2 separate regions of the Homo sapiens genome follow, and region 2 is linked to region 1. The links are chromatin loops, found by intact Hi-C in ENCODE. Cell type or tissue: PC-3. All regions are shown on one strand. Each heading gives the region's core, and the rest is flanking DNA. Links, peaks and the distances in the headings are about the cores only. Region 1 overlaps SCLT1 (sodium channel and clathrin linker 1). Region 2 has its middle 230 kb from the start of C4orf33.

What was found. Peaks named below come from ENCODE experiments on the same cell type or tissue, not always from the same donor. Only the 100,000 strongest peaks of a DNase experiment are listed, where the experiment ranks them.
Region 2: it touches region 1 in a loop (7-fold over the local background); 1 of 110 quality-filtered maps calls a loop at or near these places.

What each region holds. Positions count from the first base shown.
Region 1 is chr4:129,036,958-129,053,621 of GRCh38, reverse strand. SCLT1 (sodium channel and clathrin linker 1) reads left to right here. Exons shown (of 21, transcript NM_144643.4): 3 at 9,571-9,629; 4 at 10,155-10,227; 5 at 14,526-14,581. Among named protein-coding and RNA genes, the nearest start is that of SCLT1, 48 kb to the left of the region's middle. In PC-3, for the core only: a CTCF peak has its summit at 9,904 (motif pointing left); no DNase peak of the experiment used is centred there.
Region 2 is chr4:129,319,791-129,336,454 of GRCh38, reverse strand. No RefSeq gene overlaps it. Among named protein-coding and RNA genes, the nearest start is that of C4orf33, 230 kb to the right of the region's middle. In PC-3, for the core only: no CTCF peak of the experiment used is centred there; a DNase peak (open chromatin) is centred at 8,094; H3K27ac peaks cover 2,053 bases.

The DNA.
Region 1 (16,664 bases), core at 5,552-13,551:
TGGGGGAATATTTACCAAGCAAATGGAAAGCAAAAAAAAAAAAAAAAAAAAAAAAAAAAAAAAATCAGGGATTGCAATCCTAGTCTCTAATAAAACAGACTTTAAACCAACAAAGGTCAAAAGAGATAAAGAAGGGCATTACATAATGTTAAAGGGATCAATGCATTAAGAAGTGCTGACTATCCTAAATATATATACACCCAATACAGGAGGACCCAGATTTATAAAGCAGGTTCTTAGAGACTTACAAAGAGACTTACACTCCCACACAACAATAGTGGGAGACTTTAACACCCCACTGTCAATATTAGACAGATCGATAAGACAGAAAATTAACAAGAATATCCTGGACTTGAAACTCAGCTCTGGACCATGGAGACCTAATAGACATCTACAGAACTCTCCACCCAAAATCAACAGAATATATGTTATTCTCAGCACCACATCACACTCATTCTGAAATTGACCACAAAATTGGAAGTAAAACACTCCTCAGCAAATTCAAAAGAATGGAAATCATAACAAACAGTCTCTCAGAACACAGTGCAATCGAATTAGAACTCAGGATCAAGAAACTCACTCAAAACCACACAGCTATATGGAAACTGAACAACCTGCTCTTGAATGACTACTGGGTAAATAACGAAATGAAGGCAGAAATAAAGATGTTCTTTGAAACCAGTGAGAACAAAGACACAACGTACCAGAATCTCTTGGACATATTTAAACAGTGTGTAGAGGGAAATTTATAGCACCAAATGCCCACAAGAGTAAGCAAGAAAAATGTAAAATTGACACCCTAACATAGCAATTAAAAGAACTAGAGAAGCAAGAGCAAACAAATGCAAAAGCTAGCAGAAGACAAGAAATAACTAAGATCAGAGCAGAGCTGAAGGAGATAGAGACACAAAAAACCCTTCAAAAAATTAATAAGTCTAGGAGCTAATTTTTCTAAAAGATCAATGATTTAGATAGACTGCTAGCCAAACTAATAAAGAAGAAAAGAGAGAAGAATCAAATAGATACAATAAAAAATGATAAAGGGGATATCACCACCAATCCCACAGAAACCAAAAACTACCATGAGAGAATACTATAAACATCTCTATACAAAAAAAAAAATTGAAAATCTAGAAGAAATGAATGAATTCCTGAACACATACACCCTCCCAAGAATAATCCAGGAAGAAGTCAAATCCCTGAATAGACCAAAAACAAATTCTGACATTGAGGCAGTAATTAATAGCCTACCAACCAAAAAAAGTCCAGGACCAGATGGATTCACAGCCGGATTCTACCAGAGGTACAAAGAGGAGCTGGTACAATTCCTTCTGAAGCTATTTCAAACAATAGAAAAAGAGGGTATCCTCCCTAACTCATTTTATGAGGCCAACATCATTCTGATACCAAAACCTGGCAGAGATACAACAAAAAAAGAAAATTTCAGTCCATTATCCCTGATGAACATCAATGTGAAATTCCTCAATAAAATATTGGCAAACAGAATTCAGCTGCACATCAAAAAGTTTATCTACCATCAAGTCAGCTTCATCCCTTGGATGCAAGGCGGGTTTAACATATGCAAATCAATAAACATAATCCATCACATAAACAGAAGCAGTGACAAAAACCACACGATTATCTCAATAGATGCAAAAAAAAGCCTTCGACAAAATTCAACAGGCCTCCATGCTAAAAACTCTCAATAAGCTAGGTATTGATGGAACATATCTCAAAACAATAGGAGCTATTTATGACAAACCCACAGCCAACGTCATACCAAATGGGCAACAACTGGAAGCATTCCCTTTGAAAACCGACACGTGACAAGGATGCCCTCTCTCACCACTCCTATTCAACATAGTATTGGAAGTTCTGGCCAGGGCAATCAGGCAAGAGAAAGAAAGAAAGGATGTTCAATTAGGAAAAGAGGAAGTCATATTGTCTCTGTTTGGAGATGACATGATTATATATTTAGAAAACCCCATCGTCTCAGCCCAAAATCTCTTTAAGCTGATAAGCAACTTCAGCAAAGTCTCAGGATACAAAATCAATGTGCAAAAATCCAAGCATTCCTCTACACCAATAGCAGACCAATAGAGAGCCAAATCATAAGTGAACTCCCATTCACAATTGTTATAAAGAGAATAAAATACCTAGGAATACAACTTACAAGGGATGTAAAGAACCTCTTCAAGGAGAACTACAAACCACTGCTCAAGGAAATAAGAGAGGACACAAACCAATGGAAAAACATTCCATGCTCATGGATAGGAAGAATCAATATTGTGAAAATGGCCATGCTGTGCAAAGTAATTTATAGATTCAGTGCTATTCCCCTCAAGCTACCATTGACTGTCTAAACAGAACTAGAAAAAAACTACTTTAAATTTCATGTGGAACCAAAAAAGAGCCTGTATAGCCAAGACAATCCTAAGCAAAAAGAACAAAGTTGGAGGCATCATGCTACCTGACTTCAAACTATACTACATTGCTACACTAACCAAAACAGGATGGTACTGGTACCAAAACAGATGTATAGACCAATGGAACAGAACAGAGGCCTCAGAAATAACACCACACATCTACAACCATCTGATCTTCAATAAACCTGACAAAAACAAGTAATGGGGAAAAGATTCCCTATTTAATTAATGGTGCTGGGAATACTGGCTAGCCACAAGCAGAAAACAGAAACTGGACCCCCTCCCTACACCTTATACAAAAATTATCTCATGATGGTTTAAAGATTTAAAAGCCAAAACCATAAAAAGCCCAGTAGAAAACCTAGACAGCACCATTCAGGACATAGGCATGGGCAAAGACTTCATGACTAAAACACCAAAAGCAATTACAACAAAAGCCAAAATTGACAAATGGGATCCAATTAAACTAAAGAGCTTCTGCATAGCAAAAGCAACTATCATCAGAGTGAACAGGCAACCTACAGAATGGGAGAATATTTTTGCAAGCTACCCATCTGACAGAGGTCTAATATCCACAGTCTACAAGGAACTTAAACAAATTTACAAGAAAAAAATGACCCCATCAAAAAATGGGTGAAGGGTAACAACAGACACTTCTCAAAAAAGACATTTATGCTGCCAACAAACATGAAGAAAAAGCTCCTCGTCACTGGTCATTAGAGAAATGCAAATCAGAACCAAATGAGATACCATGTGACACCAGTTAGAATGGCGATCATTAAAAAGTCAAGAAACAATAGATGCTGGCAAGTTTGTGTATAAATAGGAATGCTTTTACACTGCTGGTGGGAGTGTAAATTAGTTCAACCATTGTGGAAGACAGTGTGGCAATTCCTCAAGGATCTAGAACCAGAAATTCCATTTGACCCAGCAATCCAATTACTGTGTATATACCTAAAGTATTATAAATTATTCTATAAAGACACATGCACACGTATGTTTATTGAAGCACTATTTACAATAGCAAAGACTTGGAACCAACCCAAATGCCTATCAATGATAGACTGGATAAAGAAAATGGGGCACATATACACCACGGAATACTATGCAGCCATAAAAAAGAATGAGTTCATGTGCTTTGCAGGGACATGGATGAAGTTGGAAAGCATTCTCCTCAGCAAACTAACACAGGAACAGAAAAGCAAATACTGCATGTTTTCACTCATAAGTGGGAGTTGAACAATGACAACACAGGGACACAAGGAGGGGAACATCACACACCAGGGCCTGTCTGTGGGTGGCATGTAAGGGGAAGGAGAGCATTAGGACAAATACCTAATGCATGCAGGGTTAAAACCTAGATGATGGGTTGATAGGTGCAGCAAACCACCATGGCACATGTATACCTATGTAACAAACCTGAACGTTCTGCACATGTATCCCAGAACTTAAAATAAAAATAAAAATTAAAAAACTGCCAACTGCAAATAAAAAAAAAAGAAATAGTGCTGGAAAAACTGTATATCCATATGCCAAAAATAAATCACCCCGTCTCTTTTTTTTTTTTTTATACTTTAAGTTTTAGGGTACATGTGCACAATGTGCAGGTTAGTTACGTATGTATACATGTGCCATGCTCGTGTGCTGCACACATTAACTCGTCATTTAGCGTTAGGTGTATCTCCTAATGCTATCCCTCCCCCCTCCCCCCACCCCACAACAGTCCCCAGAGTGTGATGTTCCCCTTCCTGTGTCCATGTGTTCTCATTGTTCAATTCCCATCTATGAGTGAGAACATGCGGTGTTTGGTTTTTTGTCCTTGCGATAGTTTGCTGAGAATGATGATTTCCAATTTCATCCATGTCCTACAAAGGACGTGAACTCATCATTTTTTATGGCTGCATAGTATTCCATGGTGTATATGTGCCACATTTTCTTAATCCAGTCTATCATTGTTGGACATTTGGGTTGGTTCCAAGTCTTTGCTATTGTGAATAATGCCGCAGTAAACATACGTGTGCATGTGTCTTTATAGCAGCATGATTTATAGTCCTTTGGGTATATACCCAGTAATGCGATGGCTGGGTCAAATGGTATTTCTAGTTCTAGATCCCTGAGGAATCGCCACACTGACTTCCACAATGGTTGAACTAGTTTACAGTCCCACCAACAGTGTCAAAGTGTTCCTATTTCTCCACATCCTCTCCAGCACCTGTTGTTTCCTGGCTTTTTAATGATTGCCATTCTAACTGGTTTGAGATGGTATCTCATTGTGGTTTTGATTTGCATTTCTCTGATGGCCAGTGATGATGAGCATTTTTTCATGTGTCTTTTGGCTGCATAAATGTCTTCTTTTGAGAAGTGTCTGTTCATATCCTTTGCCCACTTTTTGATGGGGTTATTTGTTTTTTTCTTGTAAATTTGTTTGAGTTCATTGTAGATTCTGGATATTAGGCCTTTGTCAGATGAGTAGGTTGCGAAAATTTTCTCCCATTTTGTAGGTTGCCTGTTCACTGTGAGGGTAGTTTCTTTTGCTATGCAGAAGCTCTTTAGTTTAATTAGATCCCATTTGTCAATTTTGTCTTTTGTTGCCATTGCTTTTGGTGTTTTAGACATGAAGTCCTTGCCCATGCCTATGTCCTGAATGGTAATGCCTAGGTTTTCTTCTAGGGTTTTTATGGTTTTAGGTCTAACATTTAAGTCTTTAATCCATCTTGAGTTAATTTTTGTATAAGGTGTAAGGAAGGGATCCAGTTTCAGCTTTCTACATATGGCTAGCCAGTTTTCCCAGCACCATTTATTAAATAGGGAATCCTTTCCCCATTGCTTGTTTTTCTCAGGTTTGTCAAAGATCAGATAGTTGTAGATATGTGGTGTTATTTCTGAGGGCTCTGTTCTGTTCCATTGATCTATATCTCTGTTTTGGTACCAGTACCATGCTGTTTTGGTTTCTGTAGCCTTGTAGTATAGTTTTAAGTCAGGTAGCGTGATGCCTCCAGCTTTGTTCTTTTGGCTTAGGATTGACTTGGTGATGCGGGCCCTTTTACAAAAATCAACACAAAATGGACTAAAAAATGTAACACCCAACACTATGAAACTGGTGGACAAAAACATAAATGTTTCAGTACATTTTTCTGGGTAAAGGTTTTATGGAGAAGACCTCAAAGGCATAAGCAAGAAAGGCAAATATAGACAAATGGGATTATATCAATCTTAAAAGCTTCTGTATTGTTCAGGAAACAATCAACAGAATGAAGAGGAATCTGGCAAAATGGGAGAGAGTATTTGAAAACTATTTATCTGACAAGAGATGAATGTCCAGAATATATAAGGAACTCAAACAATTCAACAGTTAAAAGAAGAATCTAATTAAAAAAGGAGCAAATGAGCTGAATAGACATCTCTAAAAGAAGACATACAACTGGCCAAGAAGTATATGAAAAAATGCTAAACATAAGTAATCATTAGAGAAATGCAAATCAAAACCATAGTGAGATCCCATATCACCCCTGTTTTAATGACTTTTATCCTAAAGACAGGCAATAATGGATGCTGGTGAGGATGTGGAGAAAGGGGAACCCTCCTACACTGTTGGTAGAAATGTACATTAGTTTAGCCACTGTGGAGAGCAGTATGGAAGTCCTCAAAAAATTAAAACTAGAACTATTTTGTTTTCAAAATTTATATGAAAAGGGACAAGAAGAGCTAAGACAATCTTGCAGAACAACTGCACTTGGAAACAGATACTACCAGGTCTTAATATTTACTGTAAAGCTATAGTAATTTGGTTAGTATGGTATTGGCCAAGGAAGCAAGCCAGTTAAACAGAATAAAGTTTGGAAATAGCTCTACACATACCAGACTTTCATATAGAATAAAGAAAAATAAATTTTGATCTCTACCCAAACTACTCTCATATGTAATTTCTGCATTGATTGCATATCTAAATGTTAAGGTAAAGCTTTTAGAACAAAACTTGAGGGAAGAAGTTATGAGCTTATAATAGGCAGGATGGCTTAAACAGCACATAAGCACTAATCATAAACGAAATAACTGATAAACTGGGCTACTTCAAAGTGAAAGAACTTATGTTTTTAAGACATCATTAAGAAAGTAAAAAGACAAGCTATGGAATGGAGAATATATTTGTAATCTTGCAAAAATCTAGAATATATGAAGAATGTCTTCAAATTAATAACTAAAACAATTACCCATTAGAGAAACAGGTCACTTCACAAAAGAGGGTATTTAAAATGCTTTGTAACTGTAGAAAAGACTGTTCAACTTCATTATTTATCAGGTAAATGGAAATTCAAACCACAATGAAATACTACTATATCCACTGGCTAGAGTGAAAAGCATAGTTCCAAGTGTTGACAAAGATGTGGAATAGCTCTCATATACTGCCTGTGGGAGAGTAAATGGGTAAGATTACTTCAGAAAATTGTTTGACATTTTCTTCTAGATCTGACTGATACAGACCTTATGAGTCATCAACTCTACCTATAGGTATACCCATCAGAAATGCCTATACCAATAAGACTTTTTCAAGAATGTTTGTAGCAGCACTGTTTATAATAGTCAAATAATGAACAACCCAAATACTTCATTTAATAATAGAAAGCATAAATATATTGTGGCATACTTGTAAAGTGAAATAGTATATGTCAGTAAGAATGAACTAACCAAAATTACTCACAGCAGTAAGAATGAATCTCACAAACCCAGTGATAAGCAAAAGAAGCCAGACATAACAGAAAATATACTGTGTGGTTATATTTTTATAATGTTTTTAAAATAGGGAAAATGATTTCCTGCTGTTAGAAGTCAGGATTTGGGTCCCACATGGAGCCTGGGGGTAGTGACTTAGGGGTTTGGGGGTTGTTGGTCATATACATAGTTCTCACTTTTTGCAGTACCATGTTAACTGAAACTTGTGTGTATCAGAACTGTCCTTACTTGGATTTGATGTTTCCACAGAACTGTGCAAAATGAAGACACGTATACCAATATGCAAAGTGAAGAGTACTTGTATTCTGTTGCTTGATTTGAGTTCTGGTTACATGAGTATATTCACCTTGTGAGAATTATTTAGCTGTATACTTATAATTTGTACTGTCTTCTGTATGTGTGTAGTACTTGAATAAAAACAGTATTGATTATCTTCCTTTCATCTACTCATTCTTACCATTCTATGCCTCTTTCATGGTATGTCTTTATTATTATTATTGTTCCTTGCTTATTTGCCTCTCTCTTCCTATAACTCTACAATCCATCCAATGGATAAGGACTATAAATTGTTTGTTCATCTTTGTATTATTTACTGTACCTCCCATGGGCCCTTACACATAGTAGGTAAATAAGTATTTACAGAGTAAGATGTTAAAAATTAATTAAGTGAAAGTTTAGAATTCAGAGGCTTCTTTGAGTTATATTTTTAAATTACTCTTTAATATGTATGTGATCATAAATACTTTCTCCCTTCAAAAAGCCAGAACATTACAGATGCTTTTAGTGATCCCTTTGAGCACCTTTCTTCTCTGTCCTATTTTCTTCTTTCCACCCCTAGAAATAACTTCTTTGTTTTTTATGATATATATATTTTGATACATGTGAATTTAATTAATTTCTTGAACTACTTATGGGATTCTATTGTATCATTTTTTATTTATTCTGTTAAAAGACATTTTGTTAGCTATGTTTTATAGTAAAGGCACCACTGAAAAACCTCTTACATCTTGTGTTTAAATGTTTCTCCATATGCCATAGATACAAAATTTCTGGTCATGTTACGAATGCTGTAGGTCTTTTAACTTTGCTTTTGGTGTCTTTAGCTGTATAGAAGTTTTAAATTTGGATGTTGTAAAATGTGTCAGTCTTTCCATTTATAGGTTTTGCTCCTGGTGTCTTCCAGTTAACAAATGTAATTTGAGCAAAAAAGTATGGCAGGCGCTGCTTGGGATATTTGCAAACAAAACAGACAAAAATTTCTGCATTTGTGACGTTAAGAAAGCATTGTCTAACTCAAGGTCAATAATGCATTTTCTTGCAATAATTGTTAAAATTTTAACAACATTTGGATTTTTATCTGTATTTTTCCATTTAGTATGTGCTAGCAGCTAATTTTGTTTTGCTATCCAGTACTATTTGTTGGATAGCAGTATTGTGTCCATTCAATTATAATTCTTCTTCTTTTATATACCACATACCTATAAATGCTTGAATCTATTTCTGGGTTTGTTATACTGTTGTGTTTGTTACTGTACCTATAGCATACTGTTTAAATTGCTATAGCATTGTGGTGTTTTGCTATGTAGTAACCAAGTTCTTCCCTCTTTCTTTTTTCTTTTCCTTTTTTTTTTTTTTTTGGTGAGATTATCTTGGCTAATTTTTCATACTTATTCATGGAACTTTAGGATTTATTTAAGATCAAGTTTTATAAATAATTCTATTGGAACTTCATTTTTGAGTGCAATGAAGTTGTAGTGAATTTTAGAGAGCTGACATTCTCAAAATATTGACCATTCCACACATACATTAATGTTATAGTACCATGTTTGTTTAGATTTCCTTTTATATCCTTTAGTAAAGCTAATTTTCTCAATAAGCTCCTGTACCATTTTTTGTTTGCTTTATTCCCAGATATTGTTTATCATAGTAGTGAATAGGATTTTTTTTGATTACATTTTCTAATTATTGCTGGTATTTGAAAAAGCTACTGATTTTTTTTTTAAGTGTTCATCTTCTGTCTGGTGACTTTTCGTGTATTATCTTACTAGTTCTAATAATTGGTAGATTATACTGAGTTTTTAGGTAAATGGCCAAATTGTAAATAATAATAGCCTTCCATCTTGCTTTTCAACCTTTAAATTATAATTGATGTAGATTTCTGGCAGATATTTTTATCAAATTAAGAAAAAATCCTCAAATTTCTAATTTGCCAGTGGTTTTTATTGTGCATGGGTATTAAATTTACCAAATGCATTTCAGTATAAATTGAGATTATTATTTTTTTCTCTCATTTTGAATTACATAAATAGAGTTTCTAAGATTATGAAAATTTAATTGCATTTAATATTATATCACTATCAATTTTGGCTAGAATGATGTGAGAACACATTTTAAGATGTACATTCTTTTATAGAAAGCTGTCTGCCAAGGAGAAGGAGACGACACATTTGAAAACCTAGTATTTGACCAAAGGTAAAGTATTACCAGAATAATATCATTTTCTTCGTTATATTTAATTATTATTAGCATAATTCAGTATCAGGAATGTTTGTTTTATGGTCTGCTGTTATTAAACTTAAATGCTTTGTTCTTGAATTGACAAGAAAAAGCAAGTATTACAGAGTCTACAAAATTAGTTCTCAGACAGGAGCAACTTTACCCCTGTTTCCCCAGGAGATATTTGGCAATGTCTAGAAACATTTTTGTTTGTCACTACTATGGAAAGTGAGGCTGCTGCTGCCATCTAATGGGTAGAGGCCAAGTATGCTGTTAAACATCCTTCATTGCACAGTCTAGCCATCCCACAACAAAGAATTTTTCAGTCCAAAATATTAATTGTGCAAATATTTAAAATTCCTGGTTTTGGAAAAAAGGGAAAAGTTTTTATTGCATGAGTAAACTAAACATAAAATTTTTATGTGTAATTTATTTCACTTGTTATATATTTATTAAACTAGATGGAACAGAATATGCTATATTTTTATTGTCTTTTTTTAGCTTTTTAGCTCCTCTTGTTACTGAGTATGATAAACACCTAGGAGAACTAAATGGGCAGCTGAAATATTACCAGGTATGAAATCATAGTTATGAGGCTTTTGTAATATTTTATTATGAAAATAAAAAGTAAAATAGACTCCCTCTTTTTAAAAAGACATTGATGAGAAAGAGAATATTTGCTGTAACTAACCAATTGGTGGCCCTATGTAAATGTGTGTGAATGTATATATGTGCATATGTTTAAAGATTCTCTTCTAGCTGGGTGCGGTGGCTTATGCCTATAATCCCAGCACTTTGGGAGGCTGAGACAGGAAGATCATTTGTGCCTAGAAGCTTGAGACCAGCCTGGGTAACGTAGTGAGACCCCATCTCTTTTTTTTTTCTTTTCTTTTTTTTGAGATGGAATCTCACTCTGTCGCCAGGCTGGAATGCAGTGGCGCGATCTCGGCTCTCTGCAACCTCTGACTCCCTGGTTCAAGTGATTCTCCTGCCTCAGCCTCCCGAGTAGCTGGGATTACAGGCATGTGCCACCATGCCCAGCTGATTTTTGTGTTTTTAGTAGAGATGGAGTTTCACCATGTTGGCCAGGATGGTCTCGATCTCCTGACCTCGTGATCCGCCTGCCTCGGCCTCCCAAAGTGCTGGAATGAAGTTAGCTGGGTGTGGTGGTGTGCACCTGTGGTCCTAGCTACTCAGAAGGCTGAAGTGAGAGAATTGCTTGAGCAGCCTGGGAGGTCGAGGCTTTAGTGAGCTGTGGTCAAGCCACTGCACTCCAGCCTAGGCAACAGAACTGGACCTTGTCTCGAAGAAAAAAAATATTCTCTTCAGTTTTGTCTTTTAATTCAGTGTTTCCTTGCTCTTGCTATCTTGCATGAGATATTGCTTAGGTGCTTAGAAGAATCTCTTAATCTCATTATTGTTTGCTTACATCTCTCTTTTTTTAACCTAAAACTGTCTCGCATCCTTTCAGACCTTCCTCCTTACCTCATTCTATCTGCATCTCCCATTACTTGCAGAATGGATTATCATTTTGGGTCCCAGGGCTTATGGAGAACTAGAATAATAGCACAAAATTGTTTAGGGTACAATTTGAGTTTCAGTGAGCTACGTGTTTAGAGTATGCCTAATATTTATAATGTGTTTCTTTGATCTGAAAATGTCTTTTAACATTTTCCCCTAGAATTTTGACCTAATACTGGGATAACCATATAATAGAAGTATTTCTTAAATAGAACTTATATGACTCAAGCTAAACCTATCAGGAGGCAATGACCTCTCTCTATTAGAGCTTGAATATACTCATGATTGGATTTGGTTTAGATACCAATTCCTGGATAAATGCAGTTGTAGCAAGGGTGGCAGGGTTGGCTTTCATTAATGCAAATGGAACAGAGTATAATGACTTTTTATTAAAGCAGCCTGGCCAGGTGTGGTAGCTCACGTCTGTAATCCCAGCACTTTGGGAGGACAAGGCGTGCAGATCACTTGCGGTCAGGAGTTCAAGACCAGCCTGGCCAACATAATGAAATCCCATCTCTACTAAAAATACAAAAATTAGCCAGGTGTGGTGGCACACACCAGTAATCCCAGCTACTTGGGAGGCTGAGGCAGGAAAAATCACTTGAACTTGGGAGGCAGAGGCTGCAGTGAGCCGAGATCGTGCCACTGCACTCCAGCCTGGGCAACAGAGTGAGACTCTGTCTCAGAAAAATAAATAAATAAAATATATTAAAGCAACCCCTGAGACCGATTTCCTCAGAATCAGCCTGTGTGTGTGGCAGACACTAAGCACTTTCTCCCTTACTTCCTTTTCTTTTTATGCACGGACATGAAGGGATCCTACTGTGTACTTTCAAGTGTAGCACATAGTAGGCCCTTAAATATTTAATGAATGATTAAATGCCAGGGCTTATGGGAATAAGATGATTAGAGCTAGCTTAACAAGCCCTTATTTATCAATTAATGCATTGATATGTAGCTTTACTAAAAGAACACATAATGCTTCCAATTTCTAAAAATAAAATTAGGTTCTTTCACTGCATTTGAAATTATGTAGGCTTTCATTTCCAAGGTTATTTCTCAAATACATAAACAAAGTTGTCCTTTAGACCCAAATGTCAAATAAAAGCATTTCATTAAAATTATAGTGTCTGTTTTATCATAAGGTCTTCCTGGTCTTTATTGTGTATTTTTTAGCCTGTAGTTATTTAAATTTAGGACAAGCACAGTAATGTCTTTTAATCTTCCTAGCTGACAATTAAAGAGCAACAGAAAGCTCTCTTTTGCACAAATGATATTTTGCTTTTGTTTTCAGGACTAGTGAATTTAAAGTTGCTGCTGAATTTACTCTCTCTAAATTCCTGTAATAACATATTATGTACTTTGGTTGTTATAGGATAGCTAATTATCTTGAAATTAAATTCATTTAAATTTTTTACAATCTGATTCATTTATTTCTTTAATCAGCCATTTTACTAAGATGTTTAACTTTGTTTTTCTATTTTGCATTCTTTACCGCCAAAGGTTGATCACTTAATTAATTACAAGAGAAAAATAAACTATGCTAGAAAGCCTGAGTCTTTGATGATAAAAATAATTGCTCCTTCTTTTAGAGAAAAAAAAATGTTGACAGCTAAGAATGGTTGCTCAGATAGATGTGATTGATTAGAAGGATTAGTTCTTATGACTTATTGACCTAGTCAAAAAATACTATATCTCCAAAGCAGGAAAAGTAGCACTGCAATTCTCTATATGGACGATTTTCTGCCAGAAAATATAAATAGTAGGGAAGAATTTGATGATGTGAGAAATACTGTATGGATTTCACTTCCTTCCAAATGTAAATATTTTGAAATATTTTACAGTAAGGAATTTATAGTGAGAGCGTTACAATCCATCTTTAGTCTTAGCTAGTGAATATATCTTACATAATTATTTAAGAGTAATAAATATTCTTTAAGATGCACTGATAGTTTTGCAACTTTTAAAGATCAGTTTATTGGCTGCAGTGGGCTGTGATCGTGCTCTCACACTCCACCTTAGGAGACAGAGTGAGACCCCATCTTAGGGGAAAAAATTATTTAAAAACTATAAAATTAAGATAATGGCTACAATAAATCCAAACCTCTTGCCATGGCATTCTTAAAACCCTGTACCTGTCTTTCCAATTTTATCTCTCACTGTATCAGTCCATATATGGTCAGTGCTCAATTATCTGGTAGTGAATTAATCCATGTTGGTTTAATTGTGTTTCAGGCATAACGAGGACCTTGGAAAAGTTCACCTTTCAAACCAAATTTATAGTTAGAATTTGCTATTCTGATCTCCTAGACCAAGCTTCCTTGATCTTCTCGGTTGAAAGAGAGAGAAAAAGGCTGGCAGAACTGCCTGTTCCACCTGGCCCTTGCGAAAGTGTACTCCAGGATAAGCTTCTCTCCTTTAGCTTAGGAAGCACAATCAAGACTAATACACAATCATGAATTAGTTACCGTTTTAAGTGAGATTTTGCATGCTTTTACATGTAAATTCAGGGTTTTGTGTGTGTGTGTGTGTGTGTGTGTGTGTGTGCGCGCGCGCACACTCTCCATTTGCTCATTCACACTTACTGAGAGTTGACTACTTATTTTTTGCTATTTTGCTTTTACTCATATTTTCGCCAACTTTAAATGCTTTCTTTTCTTTTGAAATCCTAACATCTTTTTACTCCTTCAGAGAACGTTAATCAGACCTTCATTTAATTCCCTTTCTGGTGTGCATTTTATTCTGCCTTGTATTTTAGTTAGGATTTTTTTTAACCATCTTTCCTACTATTTTTCAATGAGCATGTCTGTTTACCTTAGCGCCTTGTATGGTACGGAGAGTTTAGATAGTTAATGAAGGTGGTGAATCAGAAACTGAATGAATGACTGCTAAAAAAGACCTCCATTTTCTTCTTTACTGTTAGCATTTTACCTTTTGAAATACTAGAAAAATATACATACTTATATGGGCTTCACCTAAACTGAGGTGAATTAACTAAGATATACATTCAAGATACAGGAACCATCTGGTATTTGTTATAGTGACATACTCCAGAATATCTTTCATCTGTTTTTCACAACTACAAGTCATAGGAATTACATTTATAAACATTTCTCACCATGTTACATAAAATATTTCTATTTTATTTATATTCTACTTAAAATGAATGTTTTATTGTGTTCTGTTTATTAGTAAATTATCCATATTAATTATCCCTTTGTTATAAATAAAGAATAAGTCTTTCTTATCTGTAAACTAGTGTCAGAATCTGATTGCTTACGTGAGTGGTCTACTTAATGGAGATCTGATTGTCTGCAAAATGTATTGCCACACCATATTTTATTCTTTCAGAAACAGGTGGGTGAGATGAAATTACAACTTGAAAATGTCATCAAGGAAAATGAAAGGTAAATCAATTAACTATTGGTTTTATCTTTTATTATTGTCTTAGGTAACTTTTATTTTTGTTATTTGATATTTGATAGCTATAGTATTAATAGTTAAGAATGTGGACCCCGGGGCTGATTTTCTATTTGACTCCTGGCTCGATTACTTGTTAGCTGTGTGACCCTGGACAGGTTACTTCCCTTTCTGCTTTAGTGTCCTCTTCTATAAATCAGAGATAATAATAGAACCTATTTCATAGGGCTGACTGTAAGGGATAAAGTAAGTACTTGGAGTAGCATACAAAATAATCACCTTACCAATATTAGCAATCAATAATGTAGTATATAATATATATGTATGTTAGAAAACATATTGATAAAATGAAAACTTTTCAGCCTACCACTCAGCTTGAATGTTAAAATGTTGCCAGTGCTGGTGCATCTATCCATGTTTTTCTTCCATTTCCCATCCTTCTCTTTCTCTCTGCCAGAGATAAACACTATCTTGAATTTTGTGTTTATCATTCCCTTGCTTTTACAGTTTTTTTATAGGTATGTGTATCTCCAAGCGATATACTTTTTAGTTTTACATTTTTAAAGACTGTATAAAAACGGTATCATCTAGTGTTCTAGGACTTACTTTTTTATTCAATAACATACACAAGTGCAAGAGTTTCAAGGAAGGAAGTTGCTGGATTATAGGTTATATGAATATCAATTTTGCAATATAATATCAACTTAATTTCCAAAATAGGTGTACCAATTTACATTCTTACCAGTGATATTTATGAGTTTATATTGATCTATATCTTTTAATACCTGTAGCTCTTGTTAAGCTTAATTTTCATCATTTTGACTGTTAAATACTTTTTTATTGTTGTTTTAATTTGCATTTTCCTGAATACTAATATTGTTGACTTTTTTTTTTGAGACAGAGTCTTGCTCTGTCTCCCAGGCTGGAGTGCAGTGGTGCGATCTCGGCTCACTGCAAGCTCCGCCTCCCGGATTCGTGCCATTCTCCTGCCTCAGCCTCCCCAGTAGCTGGGACTACAGGTGCCCGTCACCACGCCCATCTAATTTTTTTTGTATTTTCAGTAGAGACGGGGTTTCACCATATTAGCCAGGATGGTCTCGATTTCTTGACCTCATGATCTGCCCGCCTCAGCCTCCCATTGTTGACCATTTTTATATGTTTATTTACCTATGTGGTTTTCTTTTCTCATAAAATGCTTGTTCATATATTTTCCCCATTTCTACTTATCTTGTTCTTATTAAATTGCCAAAGTGCATATGTGATCTGTATTCTGAAAATTTGTTGATGTGCTGGTCAGTCTCAACACAGTAAACAATAACCATTCTAGAAATTTGAAACAAGAAAGGATTTAATTCACTTACATTTAAGTGCTACTAAATCATTAGTTTTACAGTTACACCTCAGAGACTATAATCCTGGGGTTAGGAATTTATGGTGCTACCACCATCCCTGGTGCTACCACCATCCCTATTACTACCATGGCAGCATTATTTCCATAAAACTGGAGACTTGATATTGGAAAAAGGGTCATAGGATATTGACTACAAGAGACATTTTTGTCTATCCAGTTTTACTTACCAGCCACCATATCAACAGAAAAAATGGTCTCAGCTCACTTCTACCTTTTATATCTCCCTTAAATGCCTCTCACTGGTAAAATTTTAATCTTATCCACAACTTCAGCTGCAAGACATCTGGGCAATGTAGTTTTGGACTTTCCGCCCCTGGGACAGAGGCCAGAATGTGGAAGGGAACAGAAATAAATAATGAGTGCCAGTGGTTCATACAACACATTAGATAATAGGTGTTTCAAATGTATATTCCCAGACTGTGGTGTGTTTGATGAACAGAATTTTTTTTTCTTTTTTTTTTTTAACTTAAAGTAAATCTCTCACTCTTCTCCTGTGGTTATTGTTCTTTGTATCTCCTGTAAGAAGTCCTTTCTCAGCCTAATGTCATAGAGATCTTCTCTTATATTTGCTACTAAAAAATGTTTAAAGCTTTTCCATACCAAGTTTCTTAACTTTAACCCATAAAATTCATATAACTGGACTGAAATCTGATACATCA
Region 2 (16,664 bases), core at 3,575-11,574, 280 kb before region 1:
TTCATTTTATTTTACAGAAACAGGAAATCCTCCGTGGCCATCTCATACGATCATTCTCTCTCCCTCTCTCTCTCCCTTTCTCTTTTTAGCAGAGGGAACACATCAAGTGGAATCATCTACCTTCAGCTGGGAGGAGAAAGGCAATAGCTTCCCATTTATTTCAGCTCATATTACAGGGAACATAAGAGAAGGGAAATTTTCTACCTGCTGGGCTTCAAATAAAGCTCAGTTTATGTCCCCTTGGATTTCACGTTCAGAAAAAAAAATCATGTAGTGACCCTCAAAACAACCCAAAAAGGGCAATAGGAGACTTGATAATGGATCAGTTCACTGGGAAAGAGGAAAAGGGCTTAAGTTCCCTACTTGCAAAGCAGCCTAAAGAGAAAGCATTATTCCATGCCCAAGCCATGCCACGTGCCCCAGATCATTGCTTTCTTTTCCGCACTGAATTGTGTTTTCACATCTATTGTTGCAAATGTTTCAGGGCCACTAGAAGCTGGAGAGTCCTGTTTTTGACACAGCTGGAGAGCAGATTGTTGGGGAATCGGGGGGCACCTTCCCTGAGGAGTGAGCCCTTTTACCCAACACTCCAGTTGTCTCACAATCATTGGAAGCAAAGAATGCAAAGCCCCCGTCATGCTGCCATAATGGACTGTGATTAAACCTTGGCTGAACTTTCCCCCACAAAACAAGGTATCACATAAAGTACCCAAAATCAGGAGTATTTTGGGAAAAACAATCATTCACTTGTTCAACCAAAAAAAGGTTTCTAGATCTAATTGTTACCTGCAGTGCGTGCCATAAAAAGGTTGCTGGCTACAAGACAGAGTTGTATAAATAGCATGACAAACAGCTGCAGATTTCAATTACTCCATGATCATCAGTGTATAGAATAAAGAGGCAATTTTGCAGAGGAGAAACCACGGGGAATACATCGGACTGACAACTGCCTGGAATTCAATTTGCCGAAGTGGTATTGAAATATGGGGGAGAAGTCGCAGCGCGCTGATTAAGTTTCAAGCTGCTGCATTACTAATACTGTCTCATGAACCTGTATGCTCTGTTATCACCATAGCAACATGATCATCAGAGCAATCCTGAAAACAGGCTACACCACAGACTGTTCATTTACATTTGTGATAAATGCTGGAAAAGTCAGGTACATTAATAAGCCAGGACTCTCAGCAAACCTGACACCCTAGAAAAATTGCAAAGAGTAAAAAATATTGTTTTTCCATACCTTTAGTTATTTGACACCTATAAACAAACAAACAAACAAGAAAGATTTATGAAGAGTAGAGCCAAATGTTCATCCAAGAAGAAATAAATACAGAAAATCTGTTTTACTGTAATCCTGGAGATATTTACATTTGTCCAGGGTGCCTAATAGGGGGGAAAAAACATGCTTTGAGGTGTTTGAGGGAAAGAAAGGTCACACACACACACACAAGCTTTAAAAGATCACTTAGTGTTAAATTGTTGGTTCTCTTTTCACAGACGTGCAGAAAAACCTTTACATGGCTAAAGTTTTACCCTACTGATTGTATTTCCTGTGCTTACTGAATGAAGATGAGATTACAATAAGCATTTCTGACAAACTGAACTCACTAATGTGACTTATTGCACACATTTCTCATTCTCAAAATGTTTACTTATATTTTCTTAACCTTATGACTGGTTGTTACAAAGAAAGGTAAAATATTTAAAAAATGGCTTTTTTATTTTTATTGAGTAAATTTACTTTCCTGATACAGAGTATGGCACAGAAATATTAGAATCTAACTTGGAAAATAAAATATTCTATTTTTCCAGAAAGTTAATCAGATGAGAAAAAACTTGAAAGAAAACTTTTAAAATGTTTTGCTTTTTTAGAAATAGCAAAAGAATATTTTCTCTCCAGAATTATGAGACGTTTCATACTTTTCAAGTATGTATGTCAAGCCAGTGTCCTCTGTTTCCATGGAAAGATACCATCCTCTTTTGGCCTCTGCTTGTCTGAAGGCTACATATCATCCCCAGCAACAAGAAAATCTCTCCTCAGGTTTATGTGATACTACAAGTTGGCAGTGAGAAGAGTTTATTCTTGTGTGCTATATCCAAAAAGAAAAAAAATGTGTTTCCCCAATAGTTTACTCATTGCAGTTCAAACAGAGTTCACTCCTAGCAGGATACCACAATAAAAATCTCCAGAAGCAAAGATGTTTGCAATGTATTGTTATTTTATTAGCATCCTATTTAGAGGGCTGTTATATTGTGTTACTATAATACAGGAATATAGTCATTTTCATTCCAAAAGAAACCCATATCTCATATAGAGGAGGGGAGTAGTGAAAGTCAATAGCAGATACTTGAGAGGAAAAGTAAAACCCTCAGTGTCTCTCTCTGCCTCATTCTCAGACTGTATTGATGAGGAACATATATCCATGTATACCCCTTTGCATCTCCTATTGCTTTGTCCTATTTCCTAGCCCTCCAAATGCCTCCTTATTCTTTGGAAAGCATCATGAAACTGAGAAAAATACAAGGGGCTTGGAATAAGTTAAGCTTGACTTGAAATTCCAATTTCTACATGGTAACACTAGCAAGTCAGTCATTTGATTTTATGAGTTTAATTTTCCTCATGTTGTAATATGGGCATCACAACTGTCTCACACAGCTGCTAAAGATTCAATGAGATAGTATGTTGTCTACCAATGTTCAGCACATGGTAGGTACCCAGTCAAGGTTAGGTCCTTTCTCCTTCTTTCTTGCAATGTTTCTGATCTATCCATCATGCTCGCCTGTTCACTGAAGTGCTCCTCCACCATTTTTCACAAAAACTTTGCTGAGCAAATCTCTCAACCATGCCACTACCTCCTAAACCTAATACTTACCTACACCTCTTCAGCTAGATTCTCTGGTTGTGTCCTACTGAATTCCTTTTACATGCAATCCAATGTCCCCAATCAGCCTTGCCCTCATTCTCTCTCTTTCTAGAATTTCCTTGCTTCCTATCACTCAATCCCTCTCCACAGAGTATCCAGGCCCCTTCTTCTTAACAGGGACAGAGAAGATTGGGAAGCTTCCCATGGAGGCAGTGTCCAAGGTGGGAAAGTTGTGATCTTAAAGCATTCCTGGAAAAGCTCTGCAGACTTCTGAAAGCATAATACAATAGAAGGATAATGTCAGAATCCAAGAGAGATTGGTCCTGACCCAACCCCGGGTGAGAATGAGCAGATAAGTTGGGATTTGATAATGGAATAAAAAGCTCATCAAATATTGGGTACAACTTTCTAAGATAGAAGCTGCTCACAAAACACTCTTCACCACACTAGACTGAAAGATTTACTTTCTCAACATGTGTGTGAGAGAGTTTGAGAAGGAGAAGACATTAACAGGGATCCCAACCACCCAGCTCAAACCATTCATATCCCACTTGCCCTTGTTACTCGTCCATTTCTACAAGCAGAACTTCTCACTCTCTCCATACCAAATGCATCCTCCTAGTAGTGGTGAGAGACTCTGTCAATCAGAACTTAGAAAATATGGGTCTGGCTTCAGTGCTGACACTCATTAGCCATCCACAAGCTTGGGTCCCACAAGCTCTGTAAGCCTCTCTTTCTAGGGGTAATCATTTGGGGCATAGACCCCTTTGGCAGTCTGGTGAAGCCTGTGAAACCCTTCTCAGAAGAATGATTTTAAATGTATAAAATAAAATAAAAGGATTATAGAAAAAATTATTATTTTTATGCAGTTTGCACAGTTGTCAAATATTTAAAAAACAAAATTGTAGCATATACTAATATCTATGTTTCTTTATTAACACAATCAATAAAATGATCTACTGGAAGTTGTAATAAACACTGTAATTTTGAATTGGAGACTATTATAAATGATACCACGAGATAACTGCTACAATCATAAATATCTGGAAATATCTGTCATTTCTATAGGTGACCAAATTGCAGGTACTGTTATAATACTGTGATTTGTGGGCTACGTTGTTAATTGAAGAAAATGCAAAATCTCAGTTAGAGGTAAAGTGTTTTTGTAAGGTAAGGGAATTCTGCTAAAGGATCTTGTTTTAGACTGTTTGGGCGGCTATAACAAAACACCATAGGCTAGGTGGCTTATAAACTACAGAAAGTTATTTCTCACAGTTCTGTAGGTTGGGAAATTCAAGATCAAGACACCGCAGATATTATGTCTAGTAAGGGCCCACTTCCTGGTACCTCCACTTCTTCCTGTAACCTCACATGGCAGAAGGGGTGAGGGAGCTCTCTCAGGGCCTCTTTTATAAGGACACTAATTCCATTCTCTGCCCTCATGAAATTACTCAACTCCCAAAGGCTCTACCTCGTAACATCATCATATTGAAGATTAGGGTTCAACATGTATATTTGGAGGGGATACAAAGATGTAGTCTACAGCAGATCCCTAAGATCTCTTTGGACTCTGACATTCTGATTTCATCACTCGCACCAAGTCATTTCATTACTCCCTCTCACTCACTTCTGAATGCTCATCTCCTTATCGGACTGGGCTCCTTACCCTGTCGAATTTTAGAGAAAGCTATTTTAATGTTGTCTTCAACACCATATTTGAAATTCTCACCTCTAATATGTCACAATGGCTGTAATTTCCAATCCTGATTCATTTCAACCATCCTTTTTAGCTAAACCTCTCTGTGCTTCAGTTTCTCCCTTGTAAAATGAGAATGATAATGGTGCTCATCATGTAGCTATTATGAGAATTAAATAAGTTAAAACAGAGAAAGCACTTAGAACAGCATGTGGAACACAATGGAGTCACTAAAGACACTGTTTTCCTCTGATCAATAATATTAATCCATTAATTGGCTGCTAAGTATTCCTAGAGAATACTTAGAAGATACAAAACGTGCCACTTTGACCCACTGCAAAGATATACCATTCAGCTTCAGCTGAATCTCACCACTACTTCTTATTCTTTTTTCATCTCATATTCACAATTAATTTCTAAAACAATGAATGTGAGTGCTCAAGTACCCTCTAAATACTAAGGACTATTGCAGAAACTGGGAGTTGATTCATTAATTCATTCATTTACTCAACAAATATTCATTGAGCACTCACAGTGTGATGGGCACTGTTTTGAGCATTGGCGATCTAGCAAAGAACAACTGAGACAAGGTTTAGTGGAGCTTATATTCCAGCAAAAGTATTCCTCTTTGAACATGGCAGGCAAGACCCCATTCTTCTGAACCTTATATTCCAGTTGGAGATGACAGACAATGAATGCTCAATCAACAAGCAAATAAATGAGAAAATATCAGATAGTGGTAAGTATTACTACAACTCATTATCAGGCCAGCATTTTACTTTTCCCTACTTGTCTTCCATATAAATAATAATAATCTGTAGCCTTGCCTACCTCTTGCCACTATCTTACTTTTTTTCTGCAAGTGTGATATATGTATTCTAGAACTGTTCCTTCTGTTTTTCATCATTTCCCCCAGCCAGACTCCTATAATTTGAATTTCCATTCTTTCCATTCTACTGAAACTGCTTCTCAAAGGTCATTATTAATTCCCTTCTGATTAAAATTCCCTTTAGAGTCTACATCCCTCTGGGCCTCTCTAAATGGTTTTTGTATAATTTAAGTCTGCTTTTTGAACTCCTCTTCTTTTTGGAGTTACTGCTCTGTCCCCACCCGCTTCTACTGCTGTTTTTCCTGTATTCCCTTGGCTGGAGTATCTTCCTACTAATGACCCCTTTTAGGTGAATTCTCTGAAGATTCCATTTATTTGTACTCTGCTCTTTCCTAGCATCTCTCTGCAAATTACTTAAAAATCTGCACCTCAAGCCCTGTCTCTTCCCCGTTGTAGATCCAGTCACCTACATGGCATCTGCAGTCCGATGATCCGGCAGCCCTTGCAACTTTGTATCTTCAAAAACCAAAGACTCTCCTAGCTCTAATGTTGTCTTCGAGCACACTTCTCCTCCATCATGAGATGCCTGGTTGCTTCTCTTCCTCTTTATTATTGTATGAGTAATAATAAGGGCATAATAAGAAATTTCTTGTTAGAGATAAGACTGACAAATAAAAAATTAGAAAGTTATAAATGGTCGTAAACCTAACATCTATGAATTTTTGCTTCTTTGTGTTAAATGGTACAGAAAAGCCTAAAAGTGTAATTGTAAGTGAGGAAAGGGAGAGATCTTGGGACATAGGCCTAAAAGCTATGATGAGTATTTATTGAATGTTTACTATTTTTCAGGAACAGTGCCAAATTCTTTAGGTGGATTATCTTTTAGGTTTCTCTAAAAATCCCCCCATATTTTACAGACGGGGCTCAGAGAAGTTAAGTAACTTGACTAAATTCACACAGGTATTATTCATTGCAGCACTATTCACAATAGCAACGACAGGGAATCAACCTGAATGCCCTTCGATGATAGACTGGAAAAAGGAAATGTGGTACATATACACCATGGAGTACTATGCAGCCATAAAAAGGGACAAGAAGGGTCTCTATGCCCCTTCTCTCTCTTGCATATTAATATGAGTGGAATCCGATTCCATGATGATAATTGCACCACAATCAATGTTTGTATTGACAGAGCATTACTGGTTCTTATATGTGTGTGTGGCATCTCTCTCTGGCACTTGTCGATACCCTGTGCCTCCAAAGCATTAAGCTAAGCCAGGGCCTATATCCTTGGATAAACCTACCCATCTTTTCTTCTCTTCTTGCCACAAGTGTTGTTAGGTAATCTGATATTCTTTGTGTCCTGGTGTGGTTTTTTATTTGGAAACAGATGGTAAAAGATCCCCATTTGTGCTGGGTCACATGCAAAGCCCTACATTGTTGGTAGATTGGTGCCTCTGTACAGTTTGCCATTATTTCTTGTGCACATCTCTCTCTTGGGACCTCATGAGAAAAGGAGTAGCTGTGGGCCTGAGGAAGAAGCAGGTGTTACTGGATTTCTTGGTCAAATGTCAAGTAATATAATAAAATCCTCACTCAAACCGTTAACAATATTCATACTACAATGTTCAGTTTAAATACCTATTTTAGGGCTGGGCACAGTGGCTCATACCTGTAATCCCAGCACTTTGGGAGGCTGAGGTGGGTGGATCATGAGGTCAGGAGATTGAGACCATCCTGGCTAACATGGTGAAATGCTGTCTCTACTAAAAATACAAAAAAAAAAAAATTAGCCGGCTGTGGTGGCAGGCACCTGTAGTCCCAGCTACTCGGGAGGCTGAGGCAGAAGAATGGCGTGAACCTGGGAGGCGGAGCTTGCAGTGAGCGGAGATGGATGGCACCACTGCACTCCAGCCTGGGCAACAGAGCGAGACTCCATCTCAAAAATAAATAAATAAATAAATAAATAAATAAATAAATAAATAAATATAAAGAAGAAAATACTTATTTTGTAGCAATTAATAGCATAAGCTGTACATTAAAAATGCCCTGATTATGAATCTCAACTCCACTATTTAATGCCTCTGTTAATTTAGTCTAGTTACTTAACTTCTCTGAGCCCCATCTGTAAAAAATTGGGGATTTCTAGAGAAGACTAAAAGATAATCCACCTAAAGTATTTGGCACTCTTCCTGTAAAGTAGTAAACATTCAATAAATGCTCATCATAGCTTTTAGGCCTGTATCCCAAGATCTCTTCCTTTCCTCGCTTAGAATTACACTTTTAGGCTTTTCTCTACCACTTAACACAAAGAAGCAGAAATATATAGAATGTTAGGTTCACTAACATTTATAACTTTCTAATTTTTATGTGTTGCTCTTATCTCTAACAAGAAATCTTCATATCCTTGTAGGTAGGTTAAACTTAAAACTTACCCTTCCTATGTGACTTCAAGAGTGACCAGCACCACGCCAGTGTACCTCAATGTCATATGATTGGCCAAAATGCTACACAGCAACATAACCCAGCCATACTTTGATCAGATTGTCAATAAATGTTTTGACTACAGGTCAAAAAATCTAAGCTGGCACATGGACAGCCGCTTCACCATCAGTCATACTTCCTGTGTTGTAGCAACTCTTCCTGCAGCATAACTCTGCAGAGGATGGATGTGTCAACACAATATTTGCCTACCTGATACACGGTGAGCTAAGATAAAGCAGGAAGAAAGCCCAGTATTTCTCCTGACCATGATTTCAAATGAAGCCACGTCACTGCAAATGATGAAGGAACAGAAGCAATCTAGGATACAATCCCCAAAGTAAGTTGACTCATATTGAGCAAACAAGCCATCTGTATTTCAAGACCAAAAAAAAAAAAAATTTGAATCACAAATAGCAACAAATAACAAATAGCTTTTGCCTCATTATGTTATGATTACTGGAGGAAGTATTTTAGATAACTAACATACCTACACAATATCCATCACATGATGTTGTAAAAAGTATTATTTTATTGAACATATATTGGCATTCCATTAAATATAATTTAAGTTCAGCAAAATATTTTAGAGAATCTTTTAAGCTGAAATCTGGCCTTTATACATATGCATGAACTCATCTTTGAAGAGCAAAAGGAAGGAGAAGTTTAATAATTTCTCACTTCTGTTTTTTCTCATTTGCCAGCCCCTTCAAACTGAGAAATTGCAACATTTTTTTTTAAAAAAAGGATCTCTTTATCAACATCATGTGCTTCATTCCCTTCATGAAGGGGAACTAGTAAAGTTTGAGCTTACCACTTTACCGTCATCGCACTGCAATTATAGGGTAAAAAAAAAATGAATACTCTGGTCCAAAGAACAAGGTATTATTATGTTTAATGTTGTTATTTGGGCAATTTGTTTTTTTTCTTCAGTCCTTAATCAAACTTTAATCAAGCCAAGAGCCTAAAGCAGAGTCTTTCGAAAAGAAAAATGGCCAAATGCACATGTACAATCACCAGCGCCAGGTGAGTAACTCTTCTCTCTTGTTCAGCAGATTGTGAGCCCTGATAGTACATCAGACCTCAACTTTCTCAGTGTGCTTTGGCAGCAAAGAGAGGCAATGCAATTTTAGGCCGTGTACACAAATGCATCTGTCACAGAGTAGGGGAAGAACGCCCTGATGTTGCCCTTAGGAAACATCATCCAGCATGAAATATGGTGTGCTCTTCCAGCCCTTACAAATCAGGAAAGTTTTGATCAAAGGGGGAAGAGCTCAGAAGGGAATCACAAATGTGGATGGAGGAAGAGCAAAAGTTTTTAAAGACCGTGGCAGACATTCTGTGGCCAGACAATGACTAAGAGGTATGGGAAAGCGTTTATGAGCAGAAGGAAGCAGTAAACATGCAGGAGAAAGAGGGATCGTTTGGGGTGCACAAAAGCAGAATAACAGCAGTAATGAGATGAAATTGAGCAAAGGAAAACTTAGGCAGCACATCAAGGAAGAGTTTGCTAACAGCAAAGCCTATTAGACTGCCAAATGGCCTCTCAAGGGAAAAGGATTGAGCTCCATTGCCTGGGTCATTTAAAACAGGACTGGACAAAAGCACTCAAGGAAGCAGTGTGGTGAACAAGCCTGCCCTGGCAGGGGAGAGTCAAGATGACCTACCAGTTATAGTTCTATCCCTCTAATTTTTGTGATATATAACATCACATCATTACATTGCCTCCAAATGGGCTGCTCCTTAGGCTGCGGTTATAATGAGAGTGGATTACTTAGCCGGCAATGTACTCCAGAGGAAGCATGCAGTGGCCCAACCTGTAAACCACAGCTCATTAACCAGCAGCTACTCAAATTATTCTGTGCATCTCTGGCCTAATTCAAATTAGAATTGGAGGGTTTTTCCTGACAGGCTAGATGAAAGCTTCAAGTTCTCAGCATATTACAGTCTGTTTTTACTATGAGCTATGAATTCTGCATGTTTTTTAAACTTTGATTTTGTCTCAACAGATACAGAGGGAAAAAAAGTGCTAGGAAATAATTGGAAAATGTCAACTGACAAAAGCAGATTGCCTTCAGCATGGGATATGATGCAGCAATAGCTGATCACATAAAGCCAGTCACTTAGCAGAACAAGCCCTTTTCATTGGAATAAAACGTCATCTATCAGTATACTTGGAGGACTGCAATATACTTGTAAATGGGTATGGGCCTCCAATAAACCCTCCTAATACTAGTCCATCATGGCTAAGTGAACACCTGTTGGCTTCTTCATTGCTGGTCTTTATTTTCAGAGTACCTCCTGATCTTCAGATATACATGTCAGGTATCCAATGCACCCGGGTTATGCAGACATTGAAATCAAGTTTATCTGGGGTCAGCACAACAGCCTATGCTGAACGTAGAAAAGATGCACTTTTAAAAATATTTAGAGCAGACTATCTTTTAACTGTTCCTAAAATATCATCATTATGTATACACATATCTTTTTACATTCCATACAATATTTTTATATAAATAAAATCTGCTGACTTCCAGTCATTTCAACAAACATATTTAGTGTACCTGCTAAGTTCCAGACACTACGTTAAGGGGACCAAAGGGGAGGAGAGACAAATAATTACAAAGATGAACAAAACATGGCCCCTGCCTTCGAAGAACTCATGGTTATGAACTGACCCAGCAACCCCTTTCATTACAGCCAGCCAGGGAGACAATGCCGCAGGTGATCAGAACCCTTCAGCATAGCTCTGGACCTCACAACTCAGTTCCTGGTCAGGGAGTTGTACCCATTCACATTATTTCCACCCTAACACTCACTGTTTCCAGAACTGTTCTAACAGCTGATTCCTTTTCAGCTTTTTTTCCTGTATTCAGATCTTCATTCACCCCTGAGAATAATAGCACTTCTTGCCCTTCCATCTATATTCCTACTCAGACACGACCTGTCCTCACCCATGAATCCTATCCATCTCTGGCCCCTCCTGGTATATCCCAATCCAGTAAAATTCTACCCATGTGAATGGAAATTCTTTCTAATCAGACCCAGAGCCACAAAGCGAGGGATGCACACAGTTCATATTCTAACAACAGGCATGTTCAGATGTCCAAAATTAATAATAAGACAATGTGTTATAATGTCTCAGGAAAAATAACAAATAAAAATGTCATAGCAGTATATTGGCAGGAAAGATTATTTCTGACTAGGATGATAGAAGGCAGCTTCATGAAAACGTGATGTGTTGAGAACAACCTTAAAGAGGAAGGAAGAATTTATCAGGAGTTAGTTAAGAGCAATCTAAATGAGGGGAAGAGAGTGAACAAAGGAACGGGGTGAGGGGAAAGCCTGGGACACTATCAGCTTAAGGAAATAGACTGGGGTAGAAGGGAGGTTGTTGGCAAAGGCTCACAAGTTAATTGGAAAGGAGATTTGCATGGCCTTGAATTCCATGATAAAGATTTTGAACTTTATGCTCTATGGAATGGGCCATTAAAAGTCTTTCAGTAAGGATGTGATACAATCAGCTGTGCTCTAAGAATAATACTTTGGCTGCAGTTTAAAAGATAAATGGGAATTGGGGGAGGTAACTATGGAACAAAACATTAGGATGAGATATTTATTCCCCTCAGAAGGTGAGCTGAACATCTTCTGCACGCCCGCAGAGTCGCTTTTCTGTCTCCCGTACCTGCTGTCTCTCCTGAAAGACTGACTGCCTCACCAACTCTCCTCCTCTAGTTTCCGCTAATGTTCAACCAAAGGCAAGGACCCACAGGAGATCCGGGAGGAGGAGGAGAGTAAGCTCAGGTACATATTTCCTCAGTTCCCTCCCTGCAAGGTTACCTTGGGTGGCTGTGTCCTGTCCCAATAGAAGGTCATGGCTCCTGTCAGTGGGCCCCCTCCAAGCCCACCCCCCATCTCTCTCTAAAGTCCAGGAGCTGTTCTCTCCCCTCACGCCTTCAGGCCTAAGGGTCGCAGTAGTGGCCACCTCTAATAATACCACATTATCCCTGATGGTTTGTCAATAGCCTGCCCATACCTTGGCAAATAAGCTCTTTACCTAAATTTTCTTGACTTCCTCAGTGTCATGTGTCAGGTGCAGGAGGCACTAAATGCCCTTGAACCACAGTGATGTCCAAGAGCATAGAGAGGCAAGGGTAGTGCTCCTGAGGGCACGAAGCTAAAAGGCTCTTCCTTGCTGAGGAGATAATAGCTATGGTAAGGCAGCCATCATAGCTTAGTTAATTTATCCCTTTCAGATTGATGATACAATCAGAAAACATTTCTGACACTCAATCCATGTCTGCTGGAAAAGGGATTTTAGTTGTGAGGTGGATTCATGATCACACAATTTGCTTTAGAGGTAAGAGAGTACACAGGGTTTTGAAGTCAGGTGAACACAGCTCTCAGGTACAGCAGCCCAAGGCTAGGTAGCTGTGATCACAAAAATGAGGCTTCCTTTAGCGCAGGAGACTAGACGTGTGACTGTTTATATAATGTATGCAAAGGCTGGAGCTGGAGAGGAAGGCATTGAGAAAACGGAGTGCGAGATGCTGAAGCTGCAGTTCTTTGAGCAGAATTGTAGAAGAAAATGTTTGGAGTCTTCTATGTGGGTCTATATAGTAGTCTATTCAAACAGATCAGATAATACCTAAAGGGCAGGTGGCTTATTTGTTCTAAATGCAGCAAGAGGTAATGGCATGCTTAAGTCATTTCTGCAGCAGCCTGTAATTTCACAAGTGCTCAAACATTTCCTTTGACAGCTGTGCGGTGCGTTCATTATGTTGTCAATGTGAGCTCTATAAAAGAGAGAGAGTGCCTGGTAGGAGAAGAGCTGGGGAGAGCAAGTGTTCAGTGTTTTTTATCTCTCCAATTGGTTTAAAGCAATCAAGTAAGGCAAGAATCCTCTATCCTGAAAATATTCAAATTGCCCATTTCACACACTATTCCATCTTTTATAGAAAGACAAAGTTAATCTTCCATGATTTACTTGAAGTTAGTGATTACAAGTTATCTACTTTTTGACCAGCCTTATCACATTCTCTGGAAATATATTTAAATAGAGTGCAAGAGAAAATTGAATGGCCATAGGGAGGGGGGATGCAGAATTTTTTAAAAACTACAACTCAAGTTAGTCATGCAAATAGAGTTCAAGAAAATTTGAAAAATAAAAATAAATAACTTTTCAGAATTGAATTATGAAAGAAAAGGGAAAAGGGGTTGATTTTTCCCCTAATATCAGAAAGACAACATGGTAAATACCACATAAGGAAAAATAAAGGCTGGGGAGTTGTTCTCGGATCTTATGAGCTCTTGGCACTGATTAAAGCAGCTGCGATTCTGACGAATGCCACTGTCCCTTTCTTTCTCAATCAGCATTGCTCCCCATGGAGAAATGAAGGTGGGAACACCACAGAAAACCAAGCAAAGCCTTTCTAGCATTCCTCTTTCCGGCCTCTGATGTGAGTGCTTCCAGCTGGGAATAAGAGTGAGCAGCAGCAAGAAAACTAAAGTAGGTACTGTCTGGATGACATCAACCAATTAGAGAAATGGAAAATTTCCTTCAAATATGGATCAGCTTACTGACCAACCCCCAAGAAAGCACACTTGACTTCAGCTGACTGTCCTACAGATGTCAGCACACCAAGTTAAGGATTTTTGTTTTTGGTGTTTTTTTTGCACCCTGACACCTGTTAAAATAGTTCAATCAATTGACTTAATTTTCATTCACCTCTATCAACTGTATGCTGCGCTATTAGTTCCTAACTCCAACGGATTGAAAGGTATCCACAGCAGCTGGTGACCCTGTGTGATGCTGATGAGTCCTTCTTCTATGTTTTGTTTTGTTTTGTTTGGCCTTGCTTTGAGGGCAAAGCAGTCTCATGGTCCTTGATATATTAAACGTTTTAATAAGTGGATTTTCAGCAAGTCCCAGCAACCACAGACTTTAAAAAGCCCATAGGTCCAAAGTTGGCTTATTCTGTGTTTGCCTTGCTTACTAATGGTAACTAATTGCCTCAATTAGTACTAATTAAAAAGGTATGATCTCTGACATGAGCCTGCTCTAGTAGAAACAATGGGGGTTTCTGATGGGACACAACAAATACGCTGATTTAAACTAATTAAGGGCAAGACAGCTTGAGTGGAAAGTCAGAATTAGATGATACCTTTAAAGAAAGCCCATTCACAAACACTTACTGAATACTTTTGATGAGATAGGGCATGGTTCCTACTTTCTGGAAATGGAGAATTTAACTGAGGAATTAAGATATGAATTCCCATCCCCCAAGATTTCTGGTTCTGTACAATTAAGTAACAATTAGGTCTATAATTTGGGAGGAAAAATGAGAGGTATGGCAAGAAAAACTAAGTTGACATCCAGATATCAGATATAAGCTAACAATCATTAAGTATTTAATCAGTGCCAAACATTCTTCTAAGTTCTTCATATTCTATGTAGTAGGTACGATCATTTACATCATCTTATAGGTGAGAAAACTATAGAAAGGTTTGGAAACCGGCTAAAGGTCACATAGCTAGTAAGTGGGACATGCTGGTGTCAGAGCCTGTACGCTTTACCTATTTTGTAGCTAATACCATATATTAAGACTTGAAGAGAGAAACTTCCCTGTTGAACACAATAAAAATTGCATTGTGTCTAAACAGAACAAAACATTAAGGAAAATTGTTAATAAATACATGGCAGACGTTTCCACATAATGGAAATCCTTTCCGCTATTCCAATAGCTTCCTACCCAACCCCAACTAATAGTCCTAAAATACAGAAAAGAGATGAGAAAAAGGTGAGGAGCTGAGTTAAGGATAGAGAGAACGGTCTGCAGTCAAGTGGCAGTTTAGAGGAGGGAACGCTGAAAGAATTCGCCCTGTGTTCGTTCTATAATCTCTGAACTGGCCTGATTGTGTGATCCTATGATTCTCTAATCCTACTGGACATAGGGTGAATCAGAAATAATACACAGATGCAATAAGACCAGTAAGTACAAAACTGTATTCTTTTGCATTCATTTATTCATTAAGCAAATTTTACTGGGAGGCTAATTTGTGCTTGATATTCCCTTAGATATTGTTGATACATTGGTGAGCAAAACAGACACAGGACCTTGGGTATAGAGCCAACAGCTATGTAGGGAACTTCTTAAACAAATAAATACATGATAAATGCACTAGAAGCCGTAAAGAGATACGGTGTACTCAAATGCATATAATAGGGTTGTTTCAGGGAGCTAGGGAAGATCCATATTTGAGGAACTGAAAGAAGACCCTTTGCCTTGTGCCAGGGTGAAGCAGAGGGTGGCATGATGTGACCCTGGAGTGGTCAGGAAAGACCAGATCATGGAGAGTCCTATAGGCCACGTGGAGTGGTTCACTTTTCATCCTAAAAGCACAAGAAAAATATAGAAATGTTTTCAGGAAAGGTGATAACAAGATGTATCTCTTCAAAAGATGACCCAACAAGACTGTAGAAAAAAATAAGGAGGTAGCCAGGCACAGTGGCTCACATCTGTTAATTCCAGCACTTTGGGAAGCTGAGGTGGGCACATTGCTTGAGCCCAGGAGTTCAAGACCAGCCTGGGCAACATAGCAAAACCCCGTCTCTACAAAAAATACAAAAATTAGCTGGGCGTGGTGGTGCATGCTTGTAGTCCCGGCTACTTGGGAGGCTGAGGTGGGAGGATCCCTTGAGCCCCGGGAGGTAGAGGCTGCAGTGAGCCGTGATTGCTCCACTGCACTCCAGCCTGGATAACAAAGTGAGACCCTGTCTCAAAAATAAATAAATAAGCTTTTAAGTACTTCAAGTTGATAGTTTAGATTCATATGATGACAGTGGCAATGAACATGTGTGGTCATATTCCAGAGATAGGAGAGGAAGTTAGCAGTACTTGACGATTGGTTATTTACGGAGGTGTAGGGAGAGGAATGGATGGATATACTAAGGACATACCAGGAAAATTGGTGGATGATGACATTATTAGTAAGATAAAAAATCCTACAGGAAGAGCAGGTTAGAGAGAAAAGATTGCATTCTGTTTGGGACTTGTTTTTGAGTTGCCAATAAAAGAGATAAATAAAGATAAAGGATAATTTGATAAATATAAGTGCCTGGAGCTCAAAGAAAAAGTCTAGGCTGGAGATACAAATTTTAGAAGTAATATATAGTGGCAATTAAAGCTGTATGAATAAATGAGATCACCTAAGAGTAATGTATGATATAAGACGACAAAAAAAAAACCTATGCCTTTTAAAATGTGGCTTATCCTAAATACTAAAACATTCTAATATTTAAGGGAAACTTAAAGAAAGAATAGCCAGAAAAGTTACAAGATATTCTGTCATGACAGCCCAGAAAATAGAATGTTTCTAAGGGAAGGAATAGAAATCTACTTGTGGTAATGGTGGCATAAGAAGATTGGGTTTTTCTATTCCACGTGAATCAAGTACTAAAGTGGGCAACATTATTAAAAATAACAATGTATGGGCACTGGAAAACAATCAAAGGCAAGGAACAACCTCAGAATTGTTTACTCATAACAAAGTGCTACTCAGCTGTGAGTGGGTAGCCTTCTTGCCAGAGGCCATTTCAATCCAGTGCAGCTCACACTAAAAAACACCTTTATCTTTATTTATCAGGGTGGTAGACCCAGTTCAGGGCAGGCAAGAGAACAACTAAAAATTTAACTGTGAGATGTGGGAAGTGAAAGAGTCACAGAAGTACTGATGTAACAAATTCCCCAAACATCCCTAGATAACTTCTATACTAAGCATGAATGCAGGACAC